Regions from separate parts of the Homo sapiens genome. Here region 2 is linked to region 1. Evidence: read pairs that join two places in POLR2A ChIA-PET (ENCODE). Cell type or tissue: OCI-LY7. All regions are shown on one strand. Region 1 overlaps PTPRA (protein tyrosine phosphatase receptor type A). Region 2 overlaps EBF4 (EBF family member 4).

Region 1 (4,000 bases):
CCACCTTAGCCTCCCAAAGCACTATGATTACAGGCATCAGCCACTACACCCAGCCAATAATTCTATTTCTTATATATAAATGGAATAGCCAACATTTGCTAAGTGTTCCCTATAAGCTAGGCACATTACACAACTTTGCTCACTTACTCCACATCACAACCCCATGAAACAGACATTATTTACAGGTTGAGTATCCCTTATCCAAAATGCTTGGAACCAGACGTGGTTTGGATTTCAGGTTTTTAAAGATGTTGGAATATTTGCATTACACTTACTTACCAATTGAGCATTCTTAACCCAAAAATCCGAAATCCAAATGCTCCATGGAATAAGCATTTCCTTTGAGCAGTCATGTAGGCATTCAAAAAGTTTCAGATTTTGGAGCATTTCAGATTTCAGATTAGGAACACTCAAACTGCACTATCTCCCATTTTGCAGATGAAGAAACTGAGGCACAGAGAGGTTAAGTAACTGGCACAAGGTTACGTACCCAAAAAGTAGCAGAGATGGGATTTGAACCCAGGCAGCCCAGCTTCAAAATCCATGAAATATTATGGAGTCATAATATTTCATATTTTCATTTCATTAGTGGGTTGGCTTTAACGGGCCAGTTGAAAAACCTTCATTGTGCTCATTATAAAACTCAGCATATCTACAATTCAACATTTTGAACGCTTAAAAACAAAAAATAAAACCCTCAAATTAGTAAAATTCTCAAATTAAAATCTAATCTTCAATATTCTAAAAAAGAAACAAACCAATTGTTCTATATTTTATAGGTCCTGTTTAAATTAGACACAAACCTTGGGTTAAATCACTCACTTAACTGAATCATTTAAATCTATTCAACAATGTTCCCAAGCCTCCTCTAGGATGACCTGGAATCACTTGGCATCAATCTTTCCAATATGTGTTATTAAAGAATCTCATGCTTTTAAAAGAAAGAATCAGACCAGTGCCGGCAGCTGCCAAGAATGAGTTTACTGCCTAGTTTCCATGACTGCATCAATCTGGGACCAGCATAAGAGAGAAGACATATCCCTGGAAACCAACTTTTTGCTCCCCTCAATTAAGAAAGGGAGTAGGGAAAAAAGAAAGAAAGCAAGCTTCAGAATAATTTGATTTGTGTTGAATGTGCCCATTGCACATGATAACCACAGGTGAAAGTTGTGCAATCAAAATTGTGGTAAAGTTATGAGGTGCTTAGTGTTTACCAAGAATATCTTATGATCTGTATAAAATATTTTGGTTTCAATCTTTAAAAAAATCACAATTGGCCAGGCGCAGTGGCTCACACCTGTAATCCCTGCACTTTGGGAGGCCGAGGGAAGTGCATCACCTGAGGTCAGGAGCTCGAGACCAGCCTGACCAACATGGTGAAACCCCATCTCTACTAAAAATATAAAAATTAGCCAGTGTGGTAATGCTCACCTGTAGTCCCAGGTTCTCGGGAGGCTGAGGCAGGAGAATCACTTGAACCTGGGAGGCAGAGGTTGCAGTGAGCTAAGACTGCGCCACTGCACTCTAGCCTGGGTGACAGAGCGAGACTCTGTATCCAAAAAAAAAAAAGAAAAAATCACAATAAAAGCTACACCAACAAGAACTTTATGAATAAAATATCTAAATGGGGACGATATTTATACTGCTAGTCAGTATCTTTACTGTTCAATTGCATGCTAACACCTGAATTCTCCACATACATCCTGTATGCTCTAGAAGTACTCTTTGTTTTAGGTATTGTATATTGTAAAATTTCAAAACGGAAGATTTTTCCAAATTAGGGAGCAGAGTCAATATACTTACAATAATACATATAACATATATAACATAAGTAACAATATAACATAAGTAACAGGTTCATTCATCTCAGCTGCATTTCTAAGGCAAGAACTTACAATAAAGTACAAATGAGTTTTAACAACATATATTAAATACAATCTCCCAGGTTTTCTTAAACCAGCAGTCGTACTACCCCTCCTTCCCTGGAGCTATAAATATACTTCCTGCCATCAATAGCAATGGCTGAAGCAACCTCTCTGTTCAAAGGAACTAAAAATACATTATTGTACATATCCTCCCTTCAGCTACCCACCCACCATTACAAGAGGAACTGACAGAGGGAAATGTAAAAGCTGTGTAAAGTTCAGCTGAGAGCAGTGCAGACTGTAATTCTCCTCAAGGGAAAAAAAAAGGCTGGGTGCGGTGGCTCATGCCTGTAATCCCAGCAATTTGGGAGGCCGAAGCAGGTGGATCACAAGGTCAGGAGTTCGAGGCCAGTCTGGCCAAGATGGTGAAACCCTGTCTCTACCAAAAATACAAAAATTAGCGAGGTGTGGTGTCGCGCGCCTGTAATCCCAGCTACTCTGGAGGCTGAGGCAGGAGAATCACTTGAACCAGGAGGCAGAGGTCACAGTGAGCCGAGATCGCGCCACTGCACTCTAGCCTGGGCAACAGAGCAAGACTCCATCTCAAAACAAAACAAAACAAAAAAAACAAAATTAGGCTAGCTCCAACTGAATGATGTCTAGGGAGGGAACAATCAACTATTTCAGGGTCAGGGTAAATTTTTAAAATTTTGGAGAAGCTATTTTTTTTTTTTTTTGAGATGGAGTTTCGCTCTTGTTGCTCAGGCTGGAGTGCAATGGCTTGATCTTGGGTCACTGCAACCTATGCCTCCTGAGTTCAAGCAATTCTCCTGCCTCAGCCTCCAAAGTAGCTGGGATTACAGGCACCTGCCACCACGCCCAGCTAATTTTTTGTATTTTTAGTAGAGATGGGGTTTCACCATGTTGGTCAGGCTGGTCTCGAACTCCTGACCTCAGGTGATCCACCCGCCCCGGCCTCCCAAAGTGCTGGGATTACAGGCATGAGCCACCACGCCCACCTGAGAAGCTTTTCTTGATCACAGGTTATATTTTGTATTTCATTAACTGCTATTTGAGGACTGGCATTATTTAATTAAACCACAGCAATGGAAATTTATGAATATCAAAACCAAGCAAACTGAGTACTACCTGTATGTAACAATGGCTCATGGAACTTGAAGGAGTGATCAGCCAGCTCATTCAGTGGGGCTGGGGGCAAGAAAATGGCCTACATAGTCAGGAGATTGTCACCAACAGGAAGGTGAGTAAAAAGGACAATGTGAGAGCCAAGCACAGTGGCACGTGCCTGTATGGTCCCAGATACTCAGGAGTCTGAGGCGAGAGGATGGCTTGAGGCAACAGTGAGCTATAATCGTGTCACTGCGCTACCGCCTGGGTGACAGGGCAAGACCCCATCTAAAGAATTAATGAATGAATGAAAAAAAAAAAGGAGGCAGATTTTTCGTTTTGTTTTGTTTTGTTTTTGAGATGGAGTCTCACTCTGTCGCCCAGGCTAGAGTGCAGTGGCGCTATCTCAGCTCACTGCAGCCCCCACCTCCTGGGTTCAAACGATTCTCCTGCCTCAGCCTCCCGAGTAGCTGAGATTACAGGCGACCACTACTACAACACCTGGCTAACTTTTGTACTTTTAGTAGAGATGGGGTTTCATCATGTTGGCCAGGCTGGTCTCGAGCAACTGACCTTAAGTGATCTACCTGCCTTGGCCTCCCAAAGTGCTGGGATTACAGGCAAGAGCCACTGTGCCTGGCCTCAGATTTTTCAATGTCAGAAAAGGGAAACACCAGAAGAAACCCTATTGTGTTGGACTAGAATTAAGAGTATTGGAATGAAACCATGGCTTTCATTATTTACAGGAAGATACAGATGTATATATGTATGTATAGACATGCATACATACCTATATAATCATTCTTGATATTCTGTAATTGATGATTTGGCATCTTGAAAGGATGGGCCAAATTAACGACCAAAGTTGTTTACATTCATACCATCTCTGTGTTTTTGAGGCTACACAAAAATCATATTACAAACCGTCCAACCACAAATCTCAACATTTGTGTTTCTCTTTCTGCTCAATAGGGGATGTCCCACCTAACAACTTTCTAGCACTTTAA
Region 2 (4,000 bases), 190 kb after region 1:
TCCCCTCGATGATTTCATTCATTCAAATTTACATCTGCAGCCTGAACCTTTCTCTTGAGTCCCATCCTCATGTTTTCTGTGGCTTTTTCAGCTCCTCACTTGGATGTTTAGTGAGCATCATAAACATAACATGCTCAAACCAAACTCCAGATCTTTCTCCTCCAAAACCTGCTCTTCCCCAAATCACACCCTTCTCAGGAAACTCCATCCTTCTAAGTTGATAGGTCAGAAACCTTGGAGACATCTTTGAGTCTTTGACTCTCTCTCTCTCCTTCCATAACAAATCCTGTCAGTCCTGCCTATGAAATGAAATGTACACAGAATGCAGCCGCTTCTTACAACCTCCCCTATAGCATCCCTAGTCTCAGCTTCCATCATCCTTCACCTGGGCTATTGTACTGGCTTCCTAACTCATCTCCCTGCCTTGTACAGGTCATTGTCAATATGGCAGCTAGAGTGATCTTGCTAAAATATAAGGCAGGTCTTATCATTCTCAACACCCCTCAATGGCTTCCATGTCCTGCCAAAGCCCTTACAATGACCCACAAGTGTGGCCTCCATGCAGCCTATAAGACCCTGCATGGTCGTGCCTTCCTCTGCCCCATTCATTATTCCTGACATCATTTCCTCCTACTACCTTCCTTGCTCCAGCCACCTGGGCCTCCTTGTTTTCCCTTAAACACAGCAGGCACACTCTTGCCGAGAATATTCTTCCCCCAGATACATAAATACATCGCTCACTCTCTTACTTCCTTGAGGTCTTGGCTCAAATGTCATCTTTTCAGTGAGACCTTAAATACCCTAAAGCTTCAAACCTTCCTTCCTAGGCACTCCCAGATCTTCCTCAATGGCTTTATTTTTCTTAGCTGTTATCACCATCTAACATGCTATGTATTTTTTTCATTTAGTTTGTTAATGTCTATTTCCCCTACCAGATTGTAAGCCCGTGAACACAAGGCTTTTTGTCTATTTTGGTCATTGCTTAATCCACAGCATGTAGAAAAGTTCTTAGCACAGAGTAGATGCTCAAGAATTGTTGATTGAACAAATAAACAAAAATACTTAATTGGCCAGAGTGTAAGGAATAGGCATTCTCAAAATTGCTGGTTTCAATGCTGTTGGTATAACCCCTACAGAGATCGAATTGGCAGTAGCTATCAAAACTACAAATGCACATATTCTTTGTCCCAGCAATTCTACTTAGTAATAGCCTTCATATAAATTTACACGTGTGAAATGGCACATGGACAAAGTAATTCACTGCAGCATTTTTAAATCCCTGAAAAGGGATGAAAACAACCAAAATGTCCAGCAATATCTGACTATTTAAATAAATTATGGCATACCCATACAATGAAATATTTTGCAGTGGCAAAAAAGAATAAGGAGACTTCTTGTGTCCTGATGTAAACTCCCAGATCTAAATTTTTCAAGGAAAAAGAAAGGTGCTGAAAGTTCTGCTTCCTGCCACCATTTTAATTTTAATTTAATTTTATTATTATTATTATTATTATTATTATTATTTTAGACAGGGTCTCACTCTGTTGCCCAGACTGGAGTGCAGTGGCACAATCACAGCTCGCTGCAGTCTAGACCTCCTGGGCTCAGGTGATCCTCCCACCTCGGCCTCCTGAGTAGCTGGGACCACAGATGTACACCACCATGCCCAGCTAATTTTTGTGTGTGTATTTTTTGTTGAGATGGGATTTTACCCTGTTGGCCAGGCTGGTCTCAAACTCATGGGCTCAAGCAATCCCCCTGCCTCAGCCTCCCAAAGTGTTGGGATTACAGGCATGAGCCACTGCACTCAGCCACTGTCACCATTTTTATAAAAACAAAAGGAAAGGGTACAAAAAGAACATATAACTATTTTGTTGTATATGCACAGACTATCTCAGGAAGGATACAACAGAAACTGCTAATAGTGGTAGCTTATTTGGTGGGGAATGGATGGGTGGGAGACAGAGGTGGGAGACAGTTTGCTGTAAACCCTTTTAAGCTTCTTGAATTTTTGCACCTATGAATGCTTTTTCTATTAAAAGGAGAATAAGATATGGTTTATGTTCCTGTGTGGAATATCTAAAATATATTGTTACCAAAAAAAAAAAACATGTACAGTATGCTCTACATAGGGGTGGAGGGAGACTTCCTTTTCATTATTTACTGTTTTGTACCATTTGAATTTTACACCTTATTTATGCATTTCCTCTTCAAAAAGAAGTAGGCCAGGCACAGTGGCTCATGTTTGTAATCCCAGCACTTTGGAAGGTCGAGGTGGGTGGATTGCTTGAGCCCAGGAGTTCAAGACCAGCCTGAGCAATATGGCAAAACCCGGTCTCTACAAAAAATACAAAAAATTAGCCAGGTGTGGAGGCGTGTCCTTGTAGTCCCAATTACCTGGGAGGCTGAGGTGGGAGGATCACCGGAACCTCGGAGATTGAGGCTGCAGTGAGCCATGACCACACCACTGCACTTTAGCCTGGGCGACAAAACAAAACAAACACACACACACAAAATAAAGAAATAGAAATCATGGTGTGCAAATGCACTTTTACATGCATCACCTCGACAATTCTATGACTGAAACCTGCCAGCTCTTTCCCCACTTTTCCAGTGAAAGAAACGAATGTTCAGAGAAGTCAGGTCAGACAGCACAGGGGTGAACTGGGAACCTGAGCCTGGTTTTTGCTGACATGACCACGCTGGCCACTCCACCTGGACGGTTCCTGAGTGCTGGTTCCTCCCCTCCCTTCCCACCCCCCTCTCAACCTCCCTGCCCTCCCTGGCTCCTTCTCTCAGGGAGTCGGGGAAAGCAGCTCCAGAAAGTTGGCCACCTGGGGCCTCACTCAGGGGCCACGGCTGGAGGCTCCCTGGTGCCTGGCAGTTTCCCTCTCTGCTCAGAGCCACCCAACCTGGTGCCCCGGGGGGGCTGCTCCGCTCCTCCCTTGAGCCTTGGTGCTCTGTGGTTGAAAACAGCTGCCCCTCCCCCACTCTCCTCTGAGCTTCCAGGCCCCCTCCCTGAGCCTGTACCTGTCAATGATGACGGGGTCTGAGGGCGTCTCATTCCGGTTGCCACAGCTCTTCCGGTCACAGCACCGGCTGAAGGAAAGATGAGGAAGGAGGGAAGGCAGAAGCCAAGGAAGGAGGGGGCCACGACAGTGTGTGAGTTGTGGGGGGCGCCCTGAGCTGAGGGTGCTGATGTCCTGTCTCTGGGTGTGGAATCCCTGGGCTGGAGGGGCTCACTCCCAGGGCTTGGGGGAGAAAGGCTGTGGGCTCCTCCGCAGGGACCCTGAGAGCCTAGCCTGGGGATGAGGCTGGCCAGAGACCCCTGCCCCAAAGGCACCTCGTTCCTGGAGGACCCAGGAAAGGGCAGGCTGCAGGTCACCTACAGGGTTTCTCTCTATGGAAGCACAGTCTACGCAGAGACAGGAGCTCAAACGGTGAGCTCATGAATGACCACAAAGTGAATCTTTTTTTCTTTTTTTTGAGACAGAGTCTCATTCTGTCACCCAGGCTGGAGTACAGTGACGTGATGTTGGCTCACTGCAACCTCTGCCTCCTGAGTTCAGGCAATTCTTGTGCCTCAGCCTCCTAACATAGCTGGGATTACAGGTGTGCACCACCACGCCTGGCTAATTTTTGTAATTTTGGTAGAGACGGGGTTTCACCACGTTGGCCAGGCTGCTTTTGAACTCCTGGCCTCAAGTGATCCGCTCGCCTCGGCTTCCTAAAGTGCTGGGATTACAGGCGTGAGCCATTGTGCCTGGCCAATGGATGGCCACAAAGTGAATCTGCCCATGAAAGCAGCATCCACACCAAGAAGTGCTGCGTGGCCAGCAGCCCAGATGCCGGTCATGCCTCTTCCTTGTCACTCCCTTTTCCAAGGGTAGCCACAGTTCCAACCACAGATTTATTTAATTTAAATTTATTTTACTTTATTTATTTTTTTAGAGACAGGGTCTGGATCTGTCACCCAGGCTAGAATGCAGTGGTGCAATCA

Evidence for each region. Peaks named below come from ENCODE experiments on the same cell type or tissue, not always from the same donor. Only the 100,000 strongest peaks of a DNase experiment are listed, where the experiment ranks them.
Region 2: POLR2A ChIA-PET joins it to region 1 with 6 read pairs; 2 of 35 experiments call an interaction of 5 or more read pairs at or near these places.

The regions. Positions count from the first base shown.
Region 1 is chr20:2,899,460-2,903,459 of GRCh38, reverse strand. The region is part of intron 1 of PTPRA (protein tyrosine phosphatase receptor type A); the gene reads right to left. Among named protein-coding and RNA genes, the nearest start is that of PTPRA, 28 kb to the right of the region's middle. In OCI-LY7, no CTCF peak of the experiment used is centred here; a DNase peak (open chromatin) is centred at 2,059; H3K4me3 peaks cover 695 bases; H3K27ac peaks cover 2,167 bases.
Region 2 is chr20:2,708,673-2,712,672 of GRCh38, reverse strand. EBF4 (EBF family member 4) reads right to left here. Exons shown (of 17, transcript NM_001395167.1): 6 at 3,031-3,099. Among named protein-coding and RNA genes, the nearest start is that of EBF4, 18 kb to the right of the region's middle. In OCI-LY7, no CTCF peak of the experiment used is centred here; no DNase peak of the experiment used is centred here.